2 separate regions of the Mus musculus genome follow, and region 2 is linked to region 1. The links are chromatin loops, found by intact Hi-C in ENCODE. Cell type or tissue: gastrocnemius. All regions are shown on one strand. Links, peaks and the distances in the headings refer to the core of each region. The heading gives the core; the rest is flanking DNA.

Region 1 (14,876 bases), core at 3,405-11,404:
CTGCGTTTGGATCTTGAGTACCCACATAAAAGTCAGGGCTTGGCAGCACACATCTGTAACTCCACCTTTGGAGTTGGGGGGACAGATCCGGGGAGGCTTGCTGGCCAGCCAGTCTAGCTGAAAACCTCCAAGCTTCAGGATCAATGAGAGGCCCTACCTCAAGGGAGGATGGTAGAGTGAGAAAGCAGGATGCCTGATATCCCTCTTGGGCTTCTACACATATGTGTATGGTGTGTGCACCCACACCACGTGCTCCCTCATGCATATACCATACACACAAACATGCATACACACATGCATACCTATACCACACACATACCACACACACCAGCACACCACACACACACACATACACACATACCCCCCCACACCACAGACACACACACCACCACACACACAAGCATGCATACAAACACGCACACACACAAACATGCCTATACACACACCATCACACACAACCATGTACACACATACACAAACATACCACATACACATACACTACACACACAACCATGTACACACACACAACCATGCACACACACACACACAAACATACACACACACACAAACATGCACACACACATGCACACCTATACCACAAATACACATACCACATGCACACATGCCAGCACACATACACAAACATATACACACGCACAAACATGCTACATACACACACTACTACCACCACCTACACACAAACATGCACACACACATGTGCACTTACACCACACACATACCACACACACACACACACACACACACCACATACACACACATACCACATACACACATCACCAGACACACATGTGCACACACCCACACCTCCCCCACACACCCCCACATTCACACACACACACACCCCAGTCTTTATTGCTGCTGAAAGTTTCACTGGACAGCACTGATATTATAATATCCAATGGTTGGAAAAGAAGCAGCAGAGGCAAAAAGCGTTCTAGGAAGGAGTAAACACTGTATGGCTACCACTCCCTATTGGAGAGAGAAGGGCACCTCATAAGACTCAGAAAGCTAAGGCAACTTTACAAGGCTTCTGTGCTCAGAAAGTTATACGCAGAAAACAGTTATGGAGGCTGGGGTTGGGTGGGGAGTGCCAATGATGCAGCTTTCATGAATTGTAACCTCTACTGAGGTGGCTTTGGGTGATGCAGTTGCCTTTGAATCCCCAATAAGGATCCCCTATAAACTCACTGCTCTTCAAGCTAGACAGGGTGGAACCATATTCTTTAGTCTGTCATCAGTCTCCTTTCTAGGATGAAAGACATGGTTCCCAGTGCCCAATGGTTCCCCAGCAAGAGTCAGACATCAGTAAGGGACCAGAGAGCTCACCAGAGATATCTAGTAGGAGTGACCACTGCTTGGATGACCTAAGAGCAAGGCATATTGGAAACAGGGAGGAAGCAGGTTGAGCAGGCACTATGTATAGTAAATGCCCTCTCTCACTCTCTGTACCTTGGGTTCGGCTAGGGGAGCCATCCTGTGGGAGCCATGGATGTTCCTCAATGTAGTATACATACCCTTCAGGGAAGAAATGGCTTCACTTAGGAAGCCCACATTCAGGCTACCAGCAGGCAAAGAAGAGGCACCATTTTCTTCCAGATAGGATCGCTTGTGTCTAGACCGAGGGCTAGATAGAGGGCCCAATCAAAAAGCTGCAGGACAGTGAGACTGTGTTTCAAGTGGACATTGTCTAAGGAATGACATCTACGGTGGGTGTTTGTATTGCGGACAGTGAGCTTGCATGTTGAGGCAGAGGTCCCAAGAAGGAAAAGATTGGCCAAAACCATAGATTTGGGTCCTTTTGTCGCTTCTACTTCCGGATTAAGAGCTTACGTTACTTATAACTGCTTATTTAGTTCTTCGAAATTCAGAGATGGGAGTTGTTAATTATTTGCCTGGGGCCAAGTTCTTCACAAACTGAATGCATATTTGAAGTCGTGTTTATATCCCGTGCTCAAGAAAGAGAACAGAGGTGCAAAGGGAAGACCCCCCTCCCCCCACCTCCCGGCACTCGTGAAATCATCCCAATCTTGATTCTGCCCTTAGATTGTGTTAAGTGATTTATGTATTTGTATATTTATACATTTATATCTCAGTCTACCACCATCTTCCTTTTCTTCAAAGTTGTATTGCAGGCGGTAGATTAAGCTTCGGGCAATGGCCAGATATAAGTACTTAGAACAAACTGTCATCAGAAATCTGTGTCTCTTGACTCTGCCTCTCGGTGTGTTGGCCCCATCCTCAGGGGTTCTCTATATGATGTCAAAGTGGGCCTATAAGAAGCAGTGCAAAGCCAGCAGATGCTTCAGCAATTTCAATGGAAAGAAACTGCTGCCTAAGCTCCACCCAGAGCTAATCTCCACCAGTCTGCACATTCCTGAGCCAGTGACAGGGCTCTGGAAGGAATGCAGCCCCGTGATTGGCCATGTCTGCTCACGTGTTCCCATACCTGAGGCAGAAGATGGGGTCAACTTCTTCTTGACTTGTGGGTCACCCCCCACCCCCCACAGAGGTCACATATCAGATACCTTGCATATCAGATATTTATATTACAATTCATAGCTAGCAAAATTACAGTTATGAAGTAGCAATGAAATAATTTTATGGTTGGAGGAGCTGTATTAGAGGGTCTCAGCATTAGGAAGATTGAGAACCAGCGTTCTAGACTTTTAAGCCTTTGAGTCAGGACAGAATGGTTCTATATGGTAACTCAAAGAAGCAAAACAGACATTAGCTTGGTAGAAACCACAGCTGTCCACGCTGTGAAAGGTTAAGCTGACACGTGGGAGCTGGGGAGAGAGCTCACTTGGTAAAGTGCTTGCTTGCACTCCAAGCACGGGACCTGAGTTTGATTTCCAGTACCCACATTAAAGAAAGTTTAAAAAGCCAGGAGTGGTAGCAAGTGCTTGTAACTCTTGTATTAGGGAGGTGGTGAGGAGGACCCCTTGGCTTCCTGGCCAGCCAACCTGGCCCAATCAAAAGGCTGCAGGACACTGAGACAGTGTTTCAAGGGGACATTGTCTAAGGAATGACATCTACAGTGGATTTCTGGCACGTGTTCTCATGTACACATCCACGAAAGAATAAGCTGATATGTATACAACATTTGCAAAATGGCTTTGTATCGTATAATAGTAATTTTATTCTTTCTATAACAATCCTTAAGGATTGTTATAGAAAGAATAAAGAATAAAATTACAAAGGAAGAAGTAGGGACGTAGATTAAAGTGCTATCTTGTCCTTTGCAGGGAGGAAAGAAGGCCCATGGGACTCAGGCACAAGTGTCTTGAGCCTCAATCCAGGAAACAAAGGATTGGGTCACATGGTACATTTCTAGACGAGCTTTAGGAAAAAAAAAGCTAAGGGTTATTTAATTAATGATTTGAGTACACTGGAGGGGGCAGATGTAGAGGAAATGTTAAGGTTTGTTGAGGGCGCAAAACTTCTGAGTAGAGATGGGAAGTGCTTGTGAGCTGAGGTCCTGGGCAGAGAGGTAAGGAATGAGCTGTAAAATGCAGATGGCCAGGAGCCCATGCTACGGGTTCTATTCTGGATGAACCAACACAGCAAGCGTTTCCCAACTGTGGGTCACGACTCCTTTGGGGGTGTCAAATGACCTTGTACAGAGGTCTCCTAATACCATCACAAAACATAGATGTTTATATAAGGATTTGGAACAGTAGCAAAATTACAGTTATAAAGTAGCAATGAAAATAATGTTATGGTTGGGGGGGGGGTGTCACCACAACATGAGGAACTGTATTAAAGGGTCACAGCATTAGGAAAATTGAGGATCACTGCTATACAGCTAAGATGAAGTCACTGCTATAACCCAGGAGAGAAAGTTAGCATAAACTCTCCTGAGGGTTGGCTAAGGTGGTTCTAGACAAAGATGCATGAGAAATACTGGTATCTTAGTCCACTTAGGGTGCTCCATCCAAATAGCACAAACTGGTGCCTTCATAATGACACAAATGTATTTTTCATAGTATCAGGAAGCTGAGAAATTCAAGATGAAGGCACCATCAGACTACGTGTTTGGTGAGGGCTCTATAGGTAAAAGCTCGCTGTGCCCTCCATGGCCAAAAGGGCAAGAGAGCCTCTTACAAAGACACTAATTTTTTTACAGAGTCCTCACAACTTACTCACTTCACAAAGGCCCTGTCTCATGGGTTTTGAAAGGACTCAGGCATTCCGATTCATAGCATCAGGGTTCTAAAGTAGTTTAAGGACCAAAAATGTCATTAAAGTGCGATGCACTGGGGAGCAGAGGATACTCTTGGTAAAGTGATTGTCACACAGCACGAGGACCGGAGTTTAATCCCTAGAAGCCATATAAAAGCCAAGCATGGCAGTACTCGCCCGTAACCCAAGTGCTGGGGAAGTTGAGAAGGTCGGATCCCTGGGACTAACTGGTGACTCAGTCAGTCTGAATCAGTGAGCTTCGGGTTCAGTCAGATAATTCGTCTCAAAAACTAGGTAGAGAGCGATTGAGGAAAACACCTACCATCAACTTCTGTACACATGTGCATACACAAATACATATACACCGATAGATAACGAAGGACGATACAATCACACACGCAGGCAGCTCTGTCTGTATTCCTTATAAAGGGGGTCCAAGAAAAGACTATCAGAGCCGGGTGTGGTGGCGCACGCCTTTAATCCCAGCACTCGGGAGGCAGAGGCAGGCGGATTTCTGAGTTCGAGGCCAGCCTGGTCTACAGAGTGAGTTCCAGGACAGCCAGGGCTATACAGAGAAACCTGTCTCGAAAAACCAAAAAAAAAAAAAAAAAAAAAAAAAAGAAAGACTTGAGGGGTTGCTTGTAGACTTGATAAAACAACAGACTTTAGGGTCTGAAAACAGCAGCTGCAAATGAGCAGCTGTTGGAACATACAGTCCTGTAACTGTAAAATGCAAGGTTGCTCATGAAACGTGCAAATTCTGAGGTTGAAATGTTGGTGACAAGAACCACTGTGTAGTAATGTCTGAAGACTTATTTCTCCTCCATGTAAGAGCTAAATGGGGCGAGATCCATCGGATAGCGGGGCCTGATATATTGGAATCTCCATGCAATTCAGCATGCCACTGTCAGAGGCCATTGGGTCTGACCGGAGTCACAAGTGTGGGGATCTGGGCTCGATAACCTTAATGGAGCCTGGAGCTCAACAGGAGAGAAGCTCTGAATAACTACACACTCAGATGATGCACACCAGATGAATGAATAGCGTTGAAAGCTGTGATTCTCCAAAGCTGCATCCCTTGTAGCGTGCCTGCCTTCCTATTTGGCTGACGTAGAGAACCACAGATACAGTGACTTAAAACAACATTAAAGCGTTACTTTGCCATGCTAGAGGCCGAGGTGGATCTTACAGGCTGAAGCCAGTGTTTCATTCCTTCTAGACTTCCTAGGGCATAAATCACCCTTTACCTTTCTTGCTTCTAAGCAGTGGTTCTCAACCTTCTTACCTAATGCTGCAACCCTTTAATTCAGTTCCTCATGTTGTGGTGACCCCAACCATGAAATTATTTTCATTGCTGCTTCCTAACTGTAATTATGCTACTGTTATGAATCCCTACTTCAACCTTTTTAACTCGAGCGTAGAACCAAGCCCACCTTTGCTACATACAGTGAAACACAACGATGCAAATGCAAGATGCATAGGTGGACATCTTGGAGTGGCTACTCTGCTGCAGCATTCCTGGAGATAGCCTTAGAAACTAGTCAGCTGGCCTGGGCTATGCCAATTTGTACATAGTTTCTGTTCAATCTTGTTGTGGGGGTAAAGGGCAGAGTGGGTATCCAATGGTTTATTGTGTAGATGCCATTTTACAGAGTAAACTGTCACATGGGTGGTCCCCATAATATCAGAGAATGAATTCGGGGCAGCTGTCAGACCTTGGGCAAGCATATTACAAACCTAAGTTCTAAATCCATCTAAGTGAACGGGAATGCATAGAACTGTCTTGGAGAGTTGGAATGAGGAGTAATGAAGATGCAAACGGTGAAATCTAAGACAATGCCTGGCTTTCAATAAATGTCTCTTTTGGAATGAGTCCTACATTCACCCCCTGTCTTCTCTGTGTGCTTTGCTGAGGTCACTGCTTCCCCAACTCTTTCTTAAACTGTCATTTGCTTGCCAACCATGTTACAAGCTCCACCAGTAGCTCTGGAGCCCAATGAGTCTGTATGTCAGTCTCTTAAGCTCTCCAAAGCTCAGTTTCCTCCTTTGTATGATCCAGGTAATAACCTGTACGCTAACAGGCTAAATTAAGACATATGGAAAGGGCTTACCGTAATGTCTGGCACAAAATTAGGGCCTGATAAACAGTAGTGTTATTCTCCCCAAAGGCCTGGCCTCCTTTCAGCTTCATTTCCCACATTCCTTTCTGCAACACAGGACAACTCACTTGTCTGTGGGCAAACCCTGAACCTGTGGGCATTGATTGTTAGCAATTCGCTGTCTCCAGTTTGCTCCATGTGCCCTATGCAATTCATTCTTATGTTCTGCTTCGCTTCCCAGGAGTCTGTCCAACCTTGACCAACCTTCTCAGTAGCAATAGCTTATGCAGGACCTTTCCTTAATTCTGGGCATGGGCGAGGTCCTTGAAGCAGGGTGTCTCCAAAGGAGTATGGAAAAGTACTTCCCCTCCTCGCAGGCCTCAATTTTCTTGTTTGGAACGGGTCCGTTGGACTGGCAGGTTAAAGCTCCAGCCAGGGTTGAGATTTTAAGCAGATAGAATTTCATTAAGTGGCAGGGACCTTCTAGGTCGCCTACTCCACTTCTGCAGAAGGAGAAACTGAGTACGGTTGGTGTTTTGTTTTTGTTTTTGTTTTTCTTCCAGAAAGAGCCGTGTTTTTCTTTGCCCTAGGGGTAAGACTTCCCTGGAAGGAGACAGTCTTATTTTCTTCATCTGGTCAAGCAGGAGGAACTCTTGGACTTCTAGGGGGTCCTGCGCGCCCGGAAACACGTGTGTGCTCACCTACGTGTACGCACGTGAGCGCACCTACAGCAGCAGGGGGCGCTCGGGCCGGCAGGGGGCAGCACAAGCCCGGCGCAGCCCCGGGGGAGGAGGGCGTGCTGCAGTGCCGGCGGCGGCGGCTGGAGGTGCAGCCCTCCCAGGTGGGAGGCGGGGGCTGCGGGCGCAGGAAAAGGCGCCCCGGGAGCGGGCGCTCGGCGGGGGCCTCCTCGGGCCGGGCGCGGCGCGAGTGGGAGCGAGCGCGCCGGGAGCACGCAGGCGCTTTGCTCCGGCTGGCCCTCGGCCGGCGCGCGGCGCGGGAGCAGCCCGCAGCCGGGTCCCCCCGCGGCGCTCTTCGCGGGGCAGCGGCCACGCAGCAGCCGGCACCGACCGACCGCCCCAAGCGCGCGGCAGCGACAGCGGCGACAGCAGCGGGACGGTCCCCCGGGCCGCCTGTGCGCGTTCTCTCCCGCGCGGCTACTCTCGGCGGGCGCTGGCCCGGCCGACGCGTCCCGCGGGCGGCCGGAGCGCGGCGGCGGCCTCGGCTGGGGCGGGAGCGAGCCCCGGGCCGCAGCCCGCGGGAGGCGGCGCGGCGCGGCGGGCACTGACGGCGGCGCCGGGCGCTCCCGGGCGGCGGCGCGGCGGCAGCGCAGGGGGCGGAGGCAGGGGGCGCCCCCGGCCAGGATGCTGCGGTTCCTGCGCCGGACCTTTGGCCGCCGCTCCATGCAGCGCTACGCGCGGGGCGCGGCGGGGCGCGGGGCCGCCGGGCTGGGGGACGAGCGCGACGGGGGGCCGCGAGGGGGCCCGGCTGCCGCCGCCAGCTCCTCGGTGCTGCCCGCCGCGCCCGGGGGCAGCGTATTCCCGGCCGGCGGCGGGCCCCTGCTCACCGGCGGCGCGGCTGTGCACATCTCCGCCTCGGGAGCTGCCAAGGCCACCCTTTACTGCCGTGTCTTCCTGCTCGACGGAACCGAAGTGAGCGTGGACCTGCCGGTGAGTGACGCGGCGCGTGCGGGGCACTAGCAGCCTGCTCTGCTTGGGTCAGAACCCCCTGTCCCAGTCTTTCTTTCTCTCTGGGAAGCTACCCGGGCTGTTTTTTGGGGACCCCTCCCCCATCTTCTGCCAATCTTCCCCAGCCATGAACCCTCCCAGACCACCAGCCCGGGTATGCTCTGGGGCCCAGTCTTTGGCACCTTGCAACCGCAGGGTTGCGGCGCCCTTCTTTGGCGACCACCTAGGATTTTTGTGCCTCACTCCTACCCCATGCTATCCCATGCACACGTCCCTACGTCCCCTCCCCTTGGCGCAGGTGGCTGGCATTCCCTGCCAATGTTGGCCTTCGGCTGCTGGATTGAGTAGAATTTTTCAAGCGACGCAGGGCTGTTCCGGGGTATCCCGCTTTGGGTATCAGGCCTTGGTGGAGAAGAAATCCTTGCCTGCTGCTCAGCAGGTGCCCCAAGTTTGGGAAGAGGCTTAGGGAACAGTTTTGCCGCTCTGCCTTCTCCCGATTCCCCGTGGATGGCCCCCATAGGGAGCCTATCCCAAAGTGCTCCCTGGCTCACAACCTCGCAGGGAGTGGAGCGACTTGGGAGCCAACTCAGGCCAGGTCCGCTTTGAACGGAGAGATAAGCCTTGGCGTGCTGGGAGTTGGCCCCGGTCCCCTCTGGACTGGCCTACCCACTCTCTCCCACACCCGGCAGTTTGCGTGGTTCGTTCAGGGCATCCCGGGGTGGCAGCACCAGGGCCTGCGTCCGGTTCACACACCCACAGGTGGTTGCACCCGGGCCCAGTTCCAGTGGCAAGCTAGGCCAGCGCCAGTGTCTCCGACAGGGAGTCCAGCCGCCAAAAGAGCCTTTTTGGCCGAAGGGGCCAGTCAGATCCTATCAAACGCTGCACTAACGGGCGCCCACTGCGCTGCGGCAGACGGTGCCTTCGGGAATCTTTGGGCATGACTGAAGACACCGCAGTAATTGAGCTTTAGATGAGTTACAGATTGTCCGGAGTGTTTAGGCCTCCGGACAGTCTGTAACTGGGTGGTAGGAATTCGTTGGATTTAAGGAGAGAACACTTAACCTGTAAGGGTTTCAGATGGGAAAAATCAGCCTCGCTAGCCTAGGCTCTAATGCTGCTTCCTGTGGGTTAATTTGGAGACAGCTTCAATTTATGGTAGTTTCATTTTTGTGGTTCCTGTGCTCTATAGGAGAGCATTTTGTCACAAAAATATCCTCGCGAGGCCTTTTCATAGAAAAGGTGCCAACATTCCCCAGCCCAAAGCTGTTGTCTTTTAAAAAGCATGCATGTCACCGCTCCCCAAGAATGAGGCTCGCCAGCTCTGATGCAGAGAGGCAGCCTGCGAGTCGGGGAGCAGAGGCTAGGTGAGTGGGCAGCTTGGGTTGAGAGAGGCTGTGGCGCAGTTTGCATCTGGCAGAGGAATGATACCCCCGGGAACTTTGTCGGTGCTCCCTGCCTGGTAGTTTTCGTGGCTGTTCCCCAGGGATAATTGGCTTATAAAATGTATTGCTACTGTCAGGTTTGTGCGACAGGCTTAAGTGGTGTTTCTGAGATGAAAAATTGCAAACGGAGTAAAGTGCCTGTGTGCTAAAGAGATCCAAACAGGTACACAAACGAACAGGTTGGGAAGCTGACTGACTGCAGCTGGTGGGGTCGTGGGGGATGGGAAGAGTGGCCTCCTAAAAGGCTTCTCCCCCCCCCCCTTTTTTTTTATAAAAGGGCACAGAAGAATTCCTCCATCTCGGGTTTCCTTCAGATGGTAGATCTTTTTGATGTTTTTTTAAAAAAAATGTGTGATTTAATGAACCTCAAGTTTTATCTATAAAAACAGACATATGACCATGTCCATAGACAAATAAAAAGCAAATCAACGCTGGCTATGTCGTGTAAGCTCTCGGGGAGGAAAGATGGAGAAGAATTGCCAGTGAACATGGCTCATTGATTTAAAGATTTATTAGATATTGGAATCGCATCAGTAAATCTCCTCCACTAATCTTCCCAGATCGGAGTGCTGGTTCCTGTAATTAATTCTCCCAGTTACAGCGGTTTAGCGCCAGGCCGTGGCTCCCCTGTGAATCTGGCATTTGTGCTGTTCCACTTTACTGGATTCCCTTTCTGTGCCTCCTTCTAGGCATTTGACCCCACGGGTGCTTGTTCTGTCTCTGGATTTTTACTGCTTTCTGGGCTATGGCCTTGCCTGGCTGCTTGTCACACAGATAGGATTTACCTTTGACCTGGTACCCCTAAGCTTCCTTCTATATTGGATCCCTTCCATAAAGACTCAGGGAACTAGCCAGACTAACTATGTCTCCTTTGTAATTAAATCCCTCTGGTAGATTCAAGAAGTCCTTTGCTCAGTGTACAAAATGGTAAAGTATTGTCATAAATCTTTTATATTAGCTCCTCTCAGGACAGACACTTGTGTTCCAGGATGGCCTCAGACACAGTGACACACTCAAGTATGACAAGGCTGTGGCACTTACTCACCCTTTATGGGGTGTCTCAAGTGTGCTGAGCCACTTACTGTAAACACAAAGGTCAGGGAGGAGTGGCCTTGAGGCTCTTGGAAGACACATTTGGAAGTAGGAGAAAGGATGGGCAGGTGGGGGGTATAGGATGTAAGGTGGGTATCGGGAAAGAAGGATTTCCTGAACTTTTTGATGTTTGAAATGGAAGTAGGTTAAATCTACTGTTACTTGGCAGAGCCATGGTCCAGTTGTCATAATTAATCAAAGGAGAACCCACTGCCATTTTCCTAGTGAGTCCCCTCCCAACAGACTTGGAGTCTGGTTGGATGAATCTGCTAGCATGCCTGGATGTTCTGGGTCCTTCAAGTAGAGAGTGAGAGCTTTCTCAACACCGAATAAAAAAATGAACGAGAAGGTCTCACCTATAGTATACAGTCCAAAGTGGGCTTGGTACACAAGCCCAGCTTCCAGGTAACACCAACATTGCCACCCTGGGCCATTTCTCTGCAGTTTCTCTTCAGAAACCCCGCCCTCTCATGAAGGGCACCTCCCTCCTATTAGTCCAGCCATGCCCAGCCTTCAGGTGTGGTCTGGTCTGAGGGAGCCAGGCACTTTCCTTCTATGAATGCGTCTGCAGATCCCACTGCTCGGTGTGCTTGGCAGCAGCACCCACTGTTGACTCATATTTAGCCCTCTGTTGACTAAATCCCTGGCATGGCTCTTGCTCTGGGCCCCTCCGCTCAGCCCCGCCTCTGTTGCCTGCGTGAGCGAGCGAGTGTATGTGTATCTTTCAGCAGCCCCGTGTGCAAAGCTGCTGGGACCAGTGGCTGGCCAGTTAGCACTCCCGCCATGCCTTGCAGGGGAAGGCTGGTTGGCCAGTGTAGCATTTGGCACAGTTGCTCTCACTGGATCTGGAACTTGGCATCGACTCACTAGGGTACTGTGCAAACGCAGAGAATTTCAGTGTTACTTTATAGCCCGACTGCCACACTAGGCCACTTGGGCTCTGAGCGTTGGCTTCCCCGTTTTGTTTGTTTGTTTGTTGGTTTGTTTTTAAATGGGATGAAATGATTAAAAACAAATTAGAATGCTTCAGTAAACAGCAAGAATTGCTAGAAAGTCATAATTTTGTGAACGTCTCGTCCTTTTCTATGGAATGTGGAGAAGTTTATGTATGGACTTTAGGGGAACAGAAGTGAGCCATACCAGCAGGCTTACCCTCGACTAGCTCTTGTTTAGTGGGCTTGGAAGCTGGGTGCTGTATGAGAAATGCTTTTTTTAAAAAAAGCTTCAGCCGGGCAGTGGTGGCGCTCACCTTTAATCCCCAGCCCTTGGGAGGCAGAGGCAGGTGAATTTCTGAGTTCGAGGCCAGCCTGGTCTATAGAGTGAGTTCCAGGACAGCCAGGACTACACAGAGAAACCCGCCTGTCTTGAAAAACAAACAAACAAACAAACAAACAAACAAGCTTCACTTTGGAAGAGAAAAGACACAGGACTCTTAGGACTGGTAGAGCATACGTGGCACAGCATAAAGATCATATTCCTTATTTAGGGATTGAGAAAGCACATCTCCATCCAATGTATATATGGGTGAGTGAGGCCAGGGGCCATAAAGTGACTTCCCTGTGGTCACTCCCTGGAGGGCTGGAATGGCGCACACAGCAAGCTAGGTTGTAGGATGCCTCCTTAAGTCCCGCTTGCTGGCTTGTGCGCTTGCTGTGGCTCGTCTTACCTATGCAGAAAGGGTGTGTGTGTGTGTGTGTGTGTGTGTGTGTGTGTGTGTGTTATTTTCCTCCTCAAATATTTGCAGGGCTCTTGGGGCTGGAGAGGCTTCAGCAGTTAAGGACACTGACTGTTCTTCCAGAGGACCCAAGTTCAATTCCCAGAATCTGCTTTGGCAGCTCACAACTGTCTGTAACTGTGGGTCCAGAGGACCCACGGCACTCACCTGGCACACAGTTGGTGCACAGACTGTATGGCAAGCAGAATATCTATACACATAAAGTAATACGATCAAAAATTGCAAAACAAATCCACAGACTTCACGCCTGGCATTCCAGGTTCAGTATTTCAGGGAACCAAGTTCCTGAGTGTTCACAGTCCTCCACTGCAGGTGGCGCTGACTCCTGTGTCCCTTCACATTCTCTAATACACTCTGTCTCTGGCGACAAGCAGAGGCAACTGCCTTAAACCCAGGGTGGGTGTGCTTGTATATGGTGGCCTCGAGGCAGTCTTTGACCTGGGTATTGGCCTGTTTTTGCTAGAGTGGAGTGGAGGCTGGGCTGGAGGAGGAATTGGATGCCAGCTACACTGTGGCAGTACTCCAGGTGAAGGGTGAGGAGGGCATCCCTGGGAGAAGGGGCAGAGGGCCCTGGGGCAGTTCATAGATGGAATCAGGTGAGCATGTGGGGGAAGGGCAAGGTGCCAGTGTGGAGTATGCATGGGTGATCGGTTTCCTTGGCCCTCCATTGTGGGAGGGAAGAACGAAGGAGCAAAAAGGAACCCTCCAAGGTCTGGCTGCCTCAGCTGCCTTGCCTGGTCCAGGCCGTCTCATATAAGTAGATCTTGGCGAATGACAGCTCTGCAGCCCTTGCCCCGCCCCTCACCAGACTGTCCCTGTGGGTTGTGAGATTGTGTCGTTTCTGTAAAGTGTGCCTTTATTATGAAAGGCAAGCTGAGCTGGGAGTGAGTGAGGTGAGTGGTAGGCACCCTTCCCTGGTGGGATGTGGCAGAGACTGCCTGAAGCTGGTGCCACACTGGGCAGTGTGAGGAAGGGAGGGGTGTGGTTGGCGAGTGGGGGTTCCCCTGATCTCTTCCAGGACCAGTAACGTGACCCTCCAGAGGTACATGCTCTGAGCAAACATTAACTTGCTAAATATTTCCCATGTGTATAATCTCACTGAATCTTGCCCCTGGTTTTGAAATAGCAGAAGGCCATGGGGATGAGTTTTCCCCTTACCTACTTGTGTGAGAACTTAGAAAACTTCTACCCTGGTAACCATAGAAATCCTCCTCCTCCTCCTCCTCCTCCTCCTCCTCCTCCTCCTCCTCCAGTATGTGTCCTTTCTACTGCTGGACCTCCTTGGCTGGCTGGCTGCAGACATCCACTTTAACTACCCAGTGACAGCTTCTCAGATTTCGTGAGAGGTCGGAACCTCCGGTGACATTGTGCTATGTCTCCATCTGTACTTTTAATCTTTGTGTTCGTATGAAAATGTGTATTTTGGGTGGTGAACTGTAAAGGGCCATTTGGAGAGGCCCTGTTGACCCTGACCTTACAGTGAAGCTATGGGTCTCCACTTGTTACACTCTAGGAATGTACAGCAGTGGGCTTGGTCCTCTGAGCTTCCCTACTTGGGTGAGAAGCAAGCTTGGAGCTCTCCCTTCCCCACACTCTTCCTCTGGCGGGTTCTCTTGAGTCCCTTGCATCAGGGAACATAAGTTGGAACAGGGTGGTGGTTAGTTTTAGGTGTCAACTTGACACAATGTAGAACAACCTGGGACCTGCTCAGTGAGAGATTGTCTGCATCACGTTGACTTCCGCCCTGACTGTGGGGATCATCTTGGCTATGTTAACTGATACAAGAAGAGGAGCCTCCATGTGGACTGCACCACATTCATTCCCTTGAGTTCCGGTCTTGAATTGTGTCAGCAGAGAAGTCAGCTTGAGTAGTAGGTGTGCACAGATTCATTCTCTCTGCTCGACTGTGGGTGGGACTAGTTGCTTCTCTAACTCGGAATTGTGAATTAAAATAAACCCTTTCTCTCCTAAGCTGTCTTTTTTGTTTCTTAACCTGCCAGCTAAGCCCCTAACTCTCTCCGGTAAAACTTAAGGATAACAACAGTTAGCCTTTGGAGCATTCCCAGGACCCAGGATAATCCCAGGACCCTGAGCATAGATCCAGGCCACAGAAATGAACCTGAGAAAGGAAAGAAGCCACAGTCCTTAATGCTTGCAAAAGCCTCCAGCCAAAGCTGATCTGTGGGGTGTGGGCTGGAGCCTTGCCTGTGTCCCCTCCGCTCCAGTGTCTCCAGCCTTGTATCTTCAGCCTCTGTGGTTCCTCTCCAGCTAACTGTATCATCTTACCTGGTCACTTGATTTTTAAAGTCTATTTACAAAAATTGTTTTTCAAAGTGTTTTTGCTTGTGCAAGGCAAATTTTCTGTAGTTAACAAGGCCTGTGGAAGCTCTTCTAGTGTGTTGGCGGTGTGTGTGTGTGTGTGTGGGGGCGTGTGTATGTGTTTGTGTCTTTCTTGAGTTCATAGTCAGTGAAAGACATGTAACCCCATAGGAAGCAGTACAAGGGAGGGGCCACTGAACTGTGCGGTAGAATTGGAAAAGCTTTGATGCTGTAGTGGCTGGGGCTGTCCCAAAGGATACATGCTAGAAGGTATCTGGGCAGCAGGTGCAAAGGCATAGAG
Region 2 (14,876 bases), core at 4,706-12,705, 130 kb before region 1:
TCCTGAAACCCATGAGCACAACTCAAACAAAATCACCCTCCAGATTGGCTTGTTGCTTTGCTTCAGGTATGCTCTCCAGAGAATGCCCTTGGAGATCACGTGTTCTCCCTCCTCCCCCTGGACCAGCTCAGAGCCTCCTTGCTTAGCTCAGAGCCTCCATGCTTAGCTCAGAGCCTCCTTGCTTAGCTCAGAGCCTCCTTGCTTAGCTCAGAGCCTCCTTGCTTAGCTCAGAGCCTCCTTGCTTCTTGCTTTTGGCACATGCAGATTCTGTTTTACTGAGCCGGAGCACCCATTTGTGTTGTAGATTCTGAGACTGGATTGTATCTTCCTGCAGACTCAGGTCTCCAACATACCCTAGGTGTCTCCCTTGCTTATAGTCCCACGAAGACTGTCTTTTTTTTTTTTTTTTTTTAGTTATTTTCTTCATATACATTTAAAAAAAAAGACTGTCTTTCTTAATTAGATCCTCTGTTTGGAATCATTAGGTGTACCTGCAAATGTAAAAGAGCTGGCTGAGTTCAAGTTTATAGAGTCCAGGCTGCAGTGAGGACCTCTCTGGGGTTATAGGAGTGTCGAGACCCAAGGCCAACTCCAGGGTCTGGCCTCAGGTACTAGGTGGCTCCTAGGAAGCTAATTATTAACAGTGGGGTGGCTTTCTGATCTGCTGGAAAGGCCTTGATTGGCACACGATGCTTTTCCGCTGGCACCTTTTAGAAGACCGAGGAAATCGTTTGCTTTGTTTCTCAATTTGAAAAGGTGCTGAAAGGGCCGTGACCTTCCCAGAAAAAGGACTGTCCCTTGGGTGTTGTTTCTTTTTTAAGTTTTCTGAGACACCTGTTAGAAGCATTGTGTCACCTTCCAGTAGAGGAACATGGGTAATAAACAGCTATATCATTACCTGTGTTTCTAATGTTGCAGAATTAACTGGGGAGAAAGGTGGCTTTTCTAGACCACTTCCTTCATAAGAGGAAATTCACCTCCACGTGAGCCTTGGGGAATGCTTATAAAGATTATCTCAAAAGGGTAAGAATAGACCTGCAGTCAGTAAATTACAGAGGCAGAGTGATTAAGTATGGGGCGGTGTTTTGCCTCCAGTGAATCACCTGTAATTCACCTCCCGCCCAGTGGCATTGGGTCAGGAGACTTGGAGCTGGCAATTGTGTAATGCTAGCACTGAATGGGGATCCATATGACTGTTGGAGTTGACCATGACTGGGCATGCTTTCCTGAGGCTAATCTACTGACCTGGACAACGGTTCAGTGCCTTCAAAAGCCACGATGTCAGGAGAGATAATGGATGGAAAAGCACTTGGAACCTCAGATGCCCTGTGGGACCTTCTTCCTCCCGCGGCAATCCCAGCTTGGGGGTGGCCCAGGGACCTAAGAAGGAGGTAGGTCGAGTGTAGACTGTGGGTATGGAAGACCAGCTACTCTGCTGCCCCTCAGAAATGTTTACAGGGGATGCAGCGGAGACCTAGGAAGTAAGTCAGTTTGTCCAGGGTCACGTTAGTCACTGGTAAGTGGCCGAGCTGGAGGCCTGCTGAGTTAGTTACTCCTCTAAAATGGATTTTCTTCAGTTCACCAAGCACTGGCTTCAACACATGTCGGGGTTCAGTCTAAATAAGTGCAACAGAACCAACAAAATACACTTTTTCTTAAGACTTGAAACACTTGCTTTTATTAGTAGTTCTAGGAACAACCATACCTTTTGGCATTTTGCGCATGTCCAGTTTCCAGAACCATGGTGTTTTGAATGTTCATATACATTTCTTTTCTTTTCTTTTTTTTTTTTTTTTTTTGGTTTTTCGAGACAGGGTTTCTCTGTATAGCCCTGGCTAACCTGGAACTTACTCTGTAGACCAGGCTGGCCTCAGAAATCCACCTGCCTCTGCCTCCCAAATGCTGGGGTTAAAGGCGTGTGCCACCACTGTCCGGCTACATTTCTTTTATTATTCGTCTGTCCTCATTTTATCTTGAGGGGGGAAAAAAAAACTTCGGGAAGCTGAATAGGCACCATGAGAGCACATCTCTATCTCAGTTTCTAGAGGCAGTGGCGGCTGGCATGGTTACTGTGTTTGGTCTAACCCAAGATGACCTGTTGGGATTGAAACCTTCCAAGCAGAGGGCTTTAGGGGCTGGAACGAGCCTCTGCGGGCTCTCTCCTAGGAGACCCATGAAGGAAGAGGTGGCCGAAGAAAAGACTTTCCAGGATGCTAGGAAGTAGGGGTTGGGAATGGGAGCAAGGATAAGGGTTGGAGCGTTTTTATGTGTTTCCTTGAGATAAAACCTTGGGGAAGGCAGCTCTATGGTAGTGAGTATGGGTTTTCTCTGGCCCAGCTGGCCCTGGCTTCAGACATCTTGGCAGGGGCGGAGGCTGGCAGGACATTCTGCTGTGAGATTCCAGCCTCTTGGCTGGGATGCACCATGATTAACACATCCCAAACCTTTCAAAGTGACTTTAGCTGTTTTCTTTAGTGAAGGCTTCTGCCGCTTTTTTTGGCTGTAAAGGGGTCGGGGGCTGAAGCCCAAGACCGAAATATCAGAGGCTGACACCCAAATGGGTGTGGCCATGGCCTTGGGCAAATATTAACACAGTATTTTTGTAAAGTTTATGCAACTTGATTCATGTTCCTGTAGAGTAAATTTATTCCATCCTGCTTTTTCCAGTCTGTTCTGAGCTTGGTGGAACTGTCCATGGGCAAGGCGAAAAGAGGTTGGTCGCTTAATTTTAGGTAGAAAGTGCTAAGAATTGGGCTTACTCCATTCTCCCTTTTTTTAAGCCTTCCATGATGCTTCACTCTTTAAATAGTACTCTTACACCTCTGATGGGCTGTTTAAAACTTTCAAGAGCGAGGCATCCATGTAGAATCATTTCCGTGCAAGTCTATGTAAGGAGATAGAAACTGAACAGTTCTACAGTGGAATATGGCTTCTATAAACAGAAATATATACCCTGGGCACTTTCAAAACAGAAGTCATGATAGAATTTTGGTCCCCAAAGCCTAAAGCTCATTTTTCATACTCTCCAGTAGCTTTTTCAATACGAGTTCCTTTATTTAATTACCTATAGTAATGCGTTTTGGTCAACTAAGAACCTCCCGCCACCAGGTTCCTCAGAGCTACCCAGTCGTTCAGCCGAGAGCTTAGTATCTTCCATGTTTATGCAGCCTTTACCTTAGGCCCCTTCTTCTGTTGAGCAGAAGTCTGCTTCCTTTTCTTTCTTTTGTTGTTTGAGTAAGTGTGGTGTGTGCGCGAGTGAGGGTCGTGAGGCTCACTACATGTTTGTGGAGGTCAGAGAGTAAACGGGTGTTGTTGACGCTTGGCATCCTTCCGTGTTGGAGATCAGGGTCTCTCTTCTGCATTCCACTTCTCTGTACCGTATTCCAGGTGAACTGGCCCCTGAGCTTCTGGAAATTCTGTCTCTGCCTCACATCTCCCCACAGGAGCTCTGGGAGCCTTCACAGAAGGTGATTCAAACTCCCGGTTGTTACTCTCCAATGGAAAAGACTTACCCACTGAGCCACCTCCCAGGCCCTGAACCGGTTCATGTCGCCTCTTTAACCATTGAGTTAAAAAGAATCAGTCCAGTGGATTGGGCTAAGGTGTACATTCTCTGCTAATCTCAAAACTGGCCTTGGAAAGCAGGGGTAGCCGCTCTCTCCTAAATAACTCTTAGAAAAAAGTAAGCAATTGCTGAGGTTAACCTCCACTAAAGTGATTAAATTGGAGTTCCCACCCTCCCATTGCCTGATTCTAAACCTCTCACCTTATCCTTATTCCTCTTTTATGTAAAAGCTTCTAAAAGAACCTGGCCTAATCCTCCCAGAACGCTCACTAAGATATCAGCTATCCCTCAGGCTCCTCTTTTGCTCTGGAGCTCATAAAACCTCCCAGAACTTCCTCTCCTGACCTTTCAGTAAGGTCCCATAGTTGTGGAGTCTTTGCCTGGAAACCTCAGCGAGCTGGTCCTGTCACCCACCTCACCCTGGAAGGTCTCAGCCTCCTTGTCCCCTAGACACGTCTTCACCTCCTATGGAAGCCAGGTTCCCCGCATCTCTACCTTCCCCCACCGGCTGGCCACTTCCTGGCTTGGCCTGGGGCCAAGTAAATGAATATTGAGTCAATGGGCCGGAACTCCTTTGCCAAAGTAATAACAAAGGAAGCCAAAAGTAATTATAAACAAGATCTACAGGTCCTGGGGCAGGGGGTGGGGCTACCGAAAATACCCTCGTAGAAGGCCGGAATTTGGGGATTACTTGAAGGCTTGATGACATCTTCCCAAACATTAAAATAACTAATAAAAATCTTGTCTTCAACTGGTATCAGCTGGGGAGAGGAGTCACACGAGGGAGGACTCGGGACCTGGGTAGTTTTGGTTGCCTTTGCCCTGTGTGATACCCCAGGATAAAGGCTTCTCATACCTACCCAGGGCTGCCACCTTCCTGTGCTGGGCCTGGCTTCCTCTTCCCCGAGGCAGAAGTATTGAAGGTAGCTGAGGCCCGGAGGGCTGGAGCCTGTTTCGCTTTTTTTTATAGCGGTTTATAGGCCACCTCTCACCGCCTGTGGCTTCAGCCTGCTTCCCATCCTGCGCTCTGAGAGGAGCTGAAGCCTCTTCTTAACTTCCAGGCGCCCAGGCTAACTTTTTTATTTTGTTAGCTTTGACCACGGTGTCATGGTGTCCAACCTATAAATAAAAACTAAAGATAAACCCTGGGCTCTCGAATAAGAAAACTATTTTGACATTTCGAAGTCATCTGGGAACAAGGGAGCTAACTACAGGTTCTGGTTTGGATTGAACTGACGGGAGAGATTATCTCAGCACTGCTTTGGGGGCTCAGGGTCTTCTTTGGGAGGTCCCCTCTCTGAACAAATTAAAGGTCAGGGAACAAATGAGCCAATTCTGCGGTTGTGGTCTTGGAGCATGAGGATTGGTGGTGCAAGAGAAGATGGTAGAGTTTTGTGAAAGTCAAGACTGATTGCTAAGTCTTAAGTGCACTTCTGATGAAAAGGATCCATTTTATAAATGCACATGCAAGTTTCAAAAAAAAAAGTTTTGTTTTTACACCATTTGTGATTATCGTTGTTTAGCAGACGTTAAGCTTTTTTCTTTCCTTGTATGTCTGTGAGGATATCAGATCCCCTGGAATTGGAGTTACAGGCAGTTGTGAGCTGCCATGTGGGTGCTGGGAATTGAACCAGGGTCCTCTGGAAGAGCAGCTATCTTAACCTCACTGTGCCGTCTCTCCAGCCCCTAGGCTTTAAGCTTTAAAAGTATTATTTTAAAAAAAAAAGTATTGTTTTAAAAGTATTTTGTTGCTGTTGTGGGAGTTTTTTGTTTCTTTTTTTGGTATATAAGCTTGATGTTTTTTAAAAAATGGATTTTAACATTAATTTAGCAATAAATATGATCATGCCTTGTTTTAATGAACAGGCTTGTTTTGCTAACTTAGTAGGTGTGTGTGTGTGTGTGTGTGTGTGTGTGTGTGTGTGTGTGTGTGTGTGTGTTGGGTATGTGTGCCCGAATAGGCCCAGGGTTGGTGTTGGACTCTTTGTCATTCCCTCCCCCCACCTTATTCTTTGAGACAAGAGCCATTTAGCTTCCTCTCCCATCTCTGCTTCCTGACCGCTGGGGCAGCCTGGACCTTACTTTACACTTGTTCAGCACTGTGAACAATGGAAACCAACGGTAACAGTGAGCCTGCACTGCACCTTTGTGAAGATGTGCAGGGTTGTATTTAAGAGATTCAGAAAGCCATGAAAAGGAAAGGACAGTGGACAGATAGGGTTGGTCAGTTTGTGAGAGTCACAGCCATGAGGGAAAAGATGAGATTCCATGAGCCACTTCAGAATTTTGTTACCAACTGCACATAATTAAAATTGATCGAACGAAACCGCGTTGATGCGTACATATGTGGGTACTTTACAAGGAAAAACTAAAACCGCTCATTTTTTTCTTTTTTTAAAGATTTATTTATTTATTTATTTAATGTATGTGAATACACTGTCGCTGTCTTCAGACACACCAGAAGAGGGCATCAAATCCCATTACAGATGGTTGTGAGCCACCATGTGGTTGCTGGGAATTGAACTCAGGACTTCTGGAAGAGCAGTCAGTGCCCTTAACTGCTGAGCCATCTCTCCAGCTCCAAACCACTCATTTTTAATTCATTTGGCTGAATTGAACTTTAAAGCATTTGGCAAGCCTAATAAATCATACACAATGTAAACTCCCCCTCCCCCATGCTCCTTTTAAGAAGATGCTAGCTGTCTCTTCCACACGTGTCTGAGAGGGAGTCAGTCTGTGCTTGTGTCCTGGTCTTCATTCTCAGGTGTTACAGAGTGATGAGAATTTGGGGTCTGGTAACACCAACTCTGAGGGAACAAGCCAAGACACCTGGTTACATAATTGCAAGGTGACAGCACTTTTGAACTTTCTTTCTCTGTTTGACCTCTGGGCTAATCCCAGCCCTGACCTATAGACTGGAAAATCTGTCACTTCATCAACAATGATTTAGGAAGCACTCCAGTGATGGGGCAGCTGCCGAGCTATGTACCTCTGGGAAGCAACTTTGTAGCATAGGCTCAGAAACTGACATAGCGCTTTGGCCCCAAGACCCTGGTTATAGGCAGAAATCCTGGAGACTGGTTGACAGTTTCCCAGTGTGTGGCTCTCAGGTTGCCTGTATCTCTGTCTAGGGTAGGGGGTTATTAAAAAACGTATGTATGTCTTCTCTCTGACAGTAAAGTATGCGTGGTCTCAGACTGCATCCCGGGACAGGAGGAAAGGAAGGATCAGGATAATTTGTAAAATCTTACTGTCAGCTCTAAGATAAACGCTTGGTCAGTGTTTGCTTTCTTGAGTGCTGTGGTTTCACTGTGATTTTGAAATACATAAATAAACTTGGTCTTGGGAGATCAGTGCTAAAATATGTACAGGTAAAATGATAACCAGACCTGTAGCATGTGCCTAAGAGCAAACCCTGGGGTCTGTACACATGGCCGTGTGTGTGTCTCACAAGCATGTGCAAGCGACCCACCTGCTTTTGCTTTAGGAGTGCTGGGATTAAAGGATAAGCTCTCACACCTGGTTTCCTCTTATTTTTTAAATTACGTGTAAGTGTGTGTCTGTACCCATGTGATACCTCCTCTCACTCACCCAGGAGCTTGTAGATTCTCCTCAGCCAGAGAGCCCGCCTGCCTCCAGGGTTACAGATGGCCATGTTGCCTGTTTTTTTTTTTTTTGTTTTTTTTTTTTTTTTGTTTTTTTTTTTTTGGTTTTTGGTTTTTGGTTTTTCGAGACAGGGTTTCTCTGTATAGCCCTGGCTGTCCTGGAACTCACTTTGTAGACCAGGCTAGCCTCAAACTCAGAAATCTCAGAGGCTGGCTCTGCCTCCCAAGTGCTGGGATGAAAGGCATGTGCCACCACGCCCGGTTTATGTTGCCTGGTTTTTATGTAGGTGCTGGGATCCGAACTCCCATACTCCAGTCCTCAGGCTGGATGCTGAGTGCCTTATCCACAGACTCATCTCCGCACTCCTGTAAAGTTTTATCTGCAGAAGGCATTCTCACTTCCTTTAGAATGTTCGGGCACCTTATCCTGGTTCCAAACCAAAGCCTGGGGGCATTGCCTGTCAGGCGGAGGCAGTGGTGGAAGAACTGGTTTATGTTTTTCCTGGGAGAATCATAAAGCATGTGATGTGGTTGTTAAGGGCCTGGTTGATTTCCCTCACCCCCACCCCTCCCTTCCTGCACCAAGACTAAATTGTTTTAAAAAAAAATGCAGCCCAGCTTCCATGATCCCAGCAAAAAAAGAAAAAAGAAAAGGCAACACTGATATTCTCTCAGCGGCCAAATAAACCTTCTATGTCCCATCCATTAAATATTGATAATTGATGAGAATTGGTATTGATTTGGTGAGTCATCACGAGGCTGATGGGGACGCTGTGTTCCTTTCTGTGCTAGAAATCTCCCTGTCAGGCAGATCCATCATCTGTTGATGCTCAGAATTAGGAAGAAAAAAGAGGAAGGAAGAAAGCTTTCTTCAGCCCAGCAGGGAGGAAGGATCAGGACAAAGAAGCTGAGCCGCAGAGAAATTGTTACATAGCCAGCCGGAGAGTGATTGATTGCACAGTAAACAAGAACACAGCCAACCTGTGTCTCCCCCTAAGTCGTAGGGTTGGAGGCAAGAGCTTTCCTCTGCTGGCCACTAGATGGCAGTATTGGCAAGGTCAGCCTGAATGTGATTACCTGGGTTGGCTCTAGTCTCGAGGTTCCACGGTTCACTAACAGAATACTCAACACATTTGTTTATAAATCCAGACTGTTTTCTTTTAAAAGATCTGGTTGTGGTGGGGCATGCCTTGACATCTAATAGCACCAAGATTTTCAAGTCTCTCCTTTACCACATCGAAGCATCTAGGCCAGCCTAGGTTATATAAGACCCTGTCTCAAATAAATTAAATTAAATGGAATCAATATCCATTTGTCTTTTTCTGAAAGTCTTATGGCCTTAAGTTTCTGCTATCCCTGCCTCCACCTACTCCTGAGGGTTTGGGGTCACAGGTGGATGTTGCCCAGTTTATACAGGGCTGGAGATCAAATCCTGGTCCCTAGGCCTGCTATACAAACTGAGCAACTTCACCGAGCTCCATCCCTGGGCCCTGAAACGTGCATTCTCAAAGTAAAGGCCCAATTTCTTTTTCCAGAGGCATATAACAGCTATAGTAGCAACTGCCTTTGAACACCAGTGAGTTGCTTTAAAAGGGATAACATTATAGAAATGAAGTCTTTATAAATGTGTGAGATATTTGACATTAAGATAGCCCTACAAAATCTGGATTCTATAGTCAGTTCCTGTTCACATCAGAAACTTAGCATTGATTAAGAGCCTTATGTTCAGGCCTTGGCTACATGAGACCCCGCCTCAATGGTAATAAACAAACAGTGCCTTTTAATGCATGTCTACTCCCTGTCCATGCTAGGCACCTATGTATTCCCTCTGCAATATTTACTGAGCCCCAGCTGTGTGCATAATGAGATCATGCTTTTTCTATAATATGTTCTCAGAATATCATCTTTGATTAAGATCTGAATCACAGTAGAACCCACAGCCAGTGTTCCCGCTACCCCAGTGCTCTTTGATTTGAAACACTGTGCAAATAGGCTCAGCTCCCATGATGTCAGTGGCTTGGTCTGCAGCTGTGATGTCCCTGGTTCCTGAGGCCAGTGTGTTCCTGTTTGGGTTTTGGCTTTGTTTGGAATTAAGAGGCTTATAAAGGAAGCCATAGAACCCCCGAGTTCCCCAATGGCTGCGGTACAGGAAACAGGGCAATCTGTCAGCATCTATTGTCCAGCCAGATTGTTTAAGACACAGTTTCAAGACAATCTGGAAACACCTCCTGGCTCGGTAATATGTAGTTTAGCATCTATGTCAAGCAAGCTCTTATCAAGGTTTGTTTTAGGGACAATTGCCGGAAAAATATTCTGCAGTTTTCACGAAACAACTTTTAGTGACACTGTCCTTAGGTTCCAAGGCCTTCGTGTGACAATCAGGGAGGAGGGAAAAGTCTCCCTAAATATACTCGGGCCATGCTGGGAAGCATCACCAGCCACGGTTCAGTTTTCAGTGCTAGGATCATCCCTGATGCTAGCTAGCACAGGGATAAGAGGTTGCCTGGGGGAAATGGCCTTGCAAAGCCCTGCCTGTGGTTGGCATGCGGCTCCTGTTGCTTTCCTTCCCGGCTTCCTCCTTGAAGACCTTGGTTTTCTGTTCAGTGTCTGTGTGAGGATACTTTATCTGCCCTGCAGACCTCGCTGTGTTCCAAGGCCAGCCGTGTGAAGAGCCACTGTCTGGACCTCAGCGATCTCAGCTTCCAGACTGCCCTTTGAGGGGTTCCTAAAGGCCCAGGGCACTGAATTCCCATGGGAGGTGGGACCGAGAATCATCTATAGAAGTTCCCAAGGAAGCTCTGAGGGCCGCTGCCCATTAATAATAATGTACTTCCTAACTATGCTATTGTATGTTAAAAGAACACAGTCCACCTGGGATTCTTAAAGGAGAAGCCAGCGACAGAGCTGACATATTCAGTTGCGTGTGGGATAAAGCATTCGGGAAGACATTTGTTGTCTCTTGATAACTTTTTGTATTACTCAGAAAGTACATCCCTGATTCCAGTGACATTTTTATTGAAAAGGGCATGGTGGAGGTGGTGGGTGAGTGGGTGGAAATCTCTGTGTGTGTGTGTGTGTGTGTGTGTGTGTGTGTGTGTGTCAGCTTTCTTCTTTTTTCCTGTTTTTTTTTTTAGTACTATCAGTCTCCAGGAAAAAAATTATTAATATTTGAGGTTTCCTGTCCCGAGCTAGTTATAGAACTTTACCTAGAGCACCTTGAATTTATTGCTAGGGACTCAAAGCACAGCTTCTGTCGTCCTATGTACCTAGTCTGTGGTCCTTGCTATCCCAGACGTTTGATTTTTTTTTTTTTTCAGTCTCTGGTCTGCTCTGCCCTCCTTCCCACAGGTGAGCGACACATCTCTCTTCCCACTGCCTAGGTCTTTACATCTGGTCCTGCCTTGGTATCTGGTGCTGTCTCTCCGGGTGTCTCTGCCTTGGTCCCCCAGAACAGATGGACCTTGGATGGATAGCTTGAGCATCGCCTGGAAGACTGGGAGATGCTTAATTCTTCATGCATTTATTGGTTTATTTAACGTACTTAACGGATTGCCCGTCAGTGTTGAGTGTCAGAGGCCCAGTGAGCCAGAGTAGCACCCGACCTCACGGAGCTAGGCTGGTAGTAGGAAATGAAGTTAGAAACCCACATCATGACTTTTAAGTGCAGAATTACAGTGAGCACAGTTGAGAGTCTAACACATTGGCTGAGAGACCCAGGAAGGCTTCCCCCAGGGAGTGGTGTGTGTGTGTGTGTATGTGTGTGTGTGTGTGTGTGTGTGTGTGTGTGTGTGTGTGTAGAATGGTCAGAAAGCAGGGAGCACGGCATGGGGGAGGGGGAGCACGGCATGGGGGAGGGGGAGCACACCCTGGGGGAGGGGGAGCACGGCACGGGGGAGGGGGAGCACAGCATGGGGGAGGGGGAGCACAGCCCCCCTCAACCTTCATCTGCATTTGCGCCTCCTCCAAACCGCTTAGTCTCAAGTTCTCCCTGAGCGCATCCACAGGATGCTGCTGCGGCCTTTGTGTTCAGTTGCCAATCTCTTTATTCTGCCTTCCCACTCTTGAGCTCTCTAGTAAAACCAGCTAAAGACGGAGGGTCGGGGTTGGTGAGGCGGCACAGCAGGCCGAAGCGTCTGCCCTGCCTGACAATCTGAGTTCAATCCCTGGGACCCACTCACGTGGGAGAAGGAGCCACCGGTCTCCTGCGAGTTGTCCTCTAGTCTCCTCAGGCACACACAAGCACACACAATCTTAAGATGTAAAAACAAAACAAAAAAAACCAACGTGGAGAGAAGCCATACAGCAGCAACCTCTGCTGACCTCTGGCTTTCACTTGTAGGCATCGCTGCACACATACAAAAGCATTCAGGACCATCCAGAAGCGGCCACTAGTCAGTACCTGGAATTGTGCCTGGCTTCTTAACAGTAACCATTAAAGTAACATTAAAGAAAATCCTGCTTTGCCCACAGCAAGGATTCATTTCTCTGCTTGGCTACATACAGGTGCATGATCTGAGCATGCCATGATTTACCCATCCTTCAGCCGATTGGAATTTAGATCTCTTCCCATCTGCTGGTATTATGAAGAGTCTTGTACGTATATATTTGTGAATGAAATGTGTTGTTTCATTGGACACATACCTAGGAATCAGATTGTCATATCTTGGAACGTGGTGGTGTGTTCAGCTTGGTAGAGATTTTCCCCAACAGTTTGCCAAAGTAGTTGTGTTAATTTAAGATATATATGTATGTATGTATATGTGTGTGTGTGAATAGACTGTCACTGTCTTCAGACGCACCAGCAGAGGGCATCAGATCCCATTACAGATGGTTGTGAGCCACCATGTGGTTGCAGGGAATTGAACTCAGGACCTTTGGAAGAGCAGGCAGAGCTCTTAATCGCTAAGCCATCTCTTCAGCCCCAATTTATGTTCCTTGCAGCATCTCAGAGAGACGGATAGCTGAACCCCTTCCACACTGTTCTCAGTTTTACGTCTGTCCTCGTTCTGTGGCTCTACTTTGCATTTCTTTGACAAGCGATTGCCTAAGAACCTCATTTCTTCCCATTTTTAAAAAAAGAAATGCTTCACCTTTATTTTCAGTGTGTCTGTGTATGTGCATTTTCCTCAGCGGCCGGAAGAGGGCAGGGTATTGATTCCACCGGAGCTGACGCTAACAAGTAGCCATGAGCTGCCTGATGTAGGTGCTGGGACTAGCTAGAACTTTGGTCCTCTGCAAGAGCTGTATCTGCTCCTAACTGCTGAGCCATCTCTTCAGGCAAAATATGATAAATCTTTAAAAAAAATTTTTTTACAAAGAAATAGTTCTTAATTTTAATATAGCATAACTTATTAACCAGCTTTTGTGTGTTTTACATATTTCTTTCATGCTTAGTTTTGCAAAACTTAAAAATACCTAAGGTAGAGCGAGGTGGCGCACGCCTTTAATCCCAGCACTCGGGGGGTGGGGGGGTGGGCAGAGCCAGCCTTTGAGATTTCTGAGTTCGAGGCCAGCCTGGTCTACAAAGTAAGTTCCAGGACAGCCAGGGCTATACAGAGAAACCCTGTCTCAAAAAACCAAAAAAAAAAAAAAAAAAAAAAAACCACCACCACCAACAACAACCTAAGGTAGGAATTTTCCTCTGGGAAATTAGAAGGTACTACCTTAGAGATAACAGGGCAAACAGATAAATAAGCCACGTATGTATTTCCTTGACCTAACGTGGCATTGCATCTTTGAGCAACAGATTCTGCTTAGCAGTGGTTCTCAATCTTCCTAATGCTGTGACTGACCCATGTATACAGTTCCTCATGTCGTGATGACCCCAAACCATGAAATTATCTTCATCGCTACCTCAAAACTATTCATTTTGCTACAGTTGTGAATCGTAATGTAAATCTCTATGTTTTCCAGTGGACTTAGGTGACCCCTGGGAACAGGTGTGTTTGACACCCTCCCCAAAGAGGCCACAGGTTGAGAAACACCAGCTTAGCACACCTCAAAAGTCAAAAATGAAATGCAAAGATGGTTTTGTTACCCTGCTCTACCTACAGGTTCTGCAGCTGATGCTGTGAGGAGCCAGGCCGTCCTGCGAGGGGCTGTGTAAGGCCTGATTGCCTGCCTGGAAAGCACTGACAGGTGTCTTCATCTTGCAGGTTACTCGGCGGCCGTTATGACCTCCCGGTTACGTGCGTTGGGTGGAAGAATTAACAATACCCGAACCTCTGAATTGCCCAAAGAGAAAACTCGATCCGAGGTCATCTGCAGCATACGGTTTTTAGATGGCTTGGTACAGACCTTTAAAGTTAACGTAAGTTCTCCATAATTTTTTTTTCTTTCTGCCTAAATCAGTTCTTGGTTTACAAAACAAAAAAGAGGTTGTTAGCTAACAAGGAAAGCTTGAAATTTCAGAACTGGCACGGTGAGATGGGGCTGGCCATGGGAGCTGTGCTTCTGTCTCTTCTTAGGGATGTGAATCTGTTGGCATCTTCTAAGGTTGATGGCTCTGGGATGTTGTTCCCCTCCCCGAATAGTCCCCTAGGCAGAGCTGGCCCTTGGATGACTATGTCCTGTACGTGATTTATTTGAGCCACGTGACTTTGTGTTTTTAAAAATAGCATTAAAAGAAAAAAAAGCAACCTAGGATATAAGTGTCCTGCTAAAGTGTGAGCCCCATGAGGACAGGCCGGGTGTCCTGGCATAGCACTGGGCACTCAGCTGTGCTCTGTGAGATGGTCAGCCTCGTGGGTGGCAGGAATCCTAAAGGTCCTGCCTGGCTCCTGCTCCGAGCCCTTGATCTCAGATCTTCATGTAAGCAGCTATGAGAGGCAAGGACGGCAGCTGCCTCGGCTGGCTCCGCACCCAGCCACCACCCATGCCCAGGGACTTCTTGTGTCTCTCAGTCCTGATGGCGTCAACTCCAAGTCACCTGTGCCCCAGTTTTATGTGCCGAGAAAGAGAATGGTGATAGAGGAGCCGGGCTGGATGTGATGATAAAGGCCTGTGATTCGGCACTCGGAAGGTAGACTCCAGAGCAGCAGAAGTTCGAGGCCAGCCTGGGCCTCAAATAAACAAACAAAATTGGGGAGGGGTGACCAGAAAAGGCCATAGCACTTAAACCTTAATGAAAACTGACAGACCCCTGCTGTAGCTGCTACTGTTACCCTACCCTACCTTCTCCTTCCACAGGGACTCACTATGTAGTCCAGGCTGGCCTGAACTCGCTATAAAGACTACGCTGCCCTAGAAATCACAGAGGCCTGTCTGCATCTGCTTGCTAAGAGTTAGCGTTAAAGACTTGTACTACCACCCTTGTGGGGTTTTACCCAGTCACCTCCCCCCTTCCCTTCCTCTCCCTTTCTCTCCTTCCCTCCTCCAACCCCCCTGTTTCTGTCTCTGTCTCCTCACCACTATTAGTCATCTCGGTTCAGGCAAAAGACAATTTTTAGTTCTTCTAAACCATGGCCAGGGGAGCTGCCCCATACAGTGGATGTGAGAATGTTCTCAGCGGCACACAGGACCCAGGGGTGCAGACAATGGCGGTGATTAGCAGAGACTCCTTTCCCAGCCTTCCTCCCCTCTGCCTGGCTCTCTTCTTGACCTGTCTCTAAGGCCATGTTCTGCTCTTCTGAAGATGAGTTAACACTTATTGTTATCAAGAAGGAGAAGGGCAGATAGCTCAGGGAGTGATGGTGCCTGCCATTGAG

The links. Peaks named below come from ENCODE experiments on the same cell type or tissue, not always from the same donor. Only the 100,000 strongest peaks of a DNase experiment are listed, where the experiment ranks them.
Region 2: a loop joins it to region 1, with 3 times the contacts of the local background. A loop is called at or near these places in 4 of 42 quality-filtered maps.

What each region holds. Positions count from the first base shown.
Region 1 is chr4:57,135,941-57,150,816 of GRCm38, reverse strand. It overlaps Epb41l4b (erythrocyte membrane protein band 4.1 like 4b), which reads left to right and starts at 7,661. Exons shown (of 25, transcript NM_001355492.1): 1 at 7,661-7,969. The coding sequence starts at 7,664. LOC108168956 reads left to right here and starts at 6,166. Exons shown (of 2, transcript XM_017320489.1): 1 at 6,166-6,211; 2 at 6,826-7,559. The coding sequence starts at 6,166. The coding sequence ends at 7,559. In gastrocnemius, for the core only: a CTCF peak has its summit at 7,035 (motif pointing right); DNase peaks (open chromatin) are centred at 8,759, 9,328, 9,621, 11,261 and 4 more places; H3K4me3 peaks cover 3,452 bases; H3K27ac peaks cover 2,310 bases.
Region 2 is chr4:57,268,627-57,283,502 of GRCm38, reverse strand. It overlaps Ptpn3 (protein tyrosine phosphatase, non-receptor type 3), which reads left to right. Exons shown (of 26, transcript NM_001384115.1): 2 at 13,326-13,480. The coding sequence starts at 13,343. Among named protein-coding and RNA genes, the nearest start is that of Gm12536, 24 kb to the left of the region's middle. In gastrocnemius, for the core only: a CTCF peak has its summit at 12,296 (motif pointing right); DNase peaks (open chromatin) are centred at 8,204 and 12,316; H3K27ac peaks cover 1,442 bases.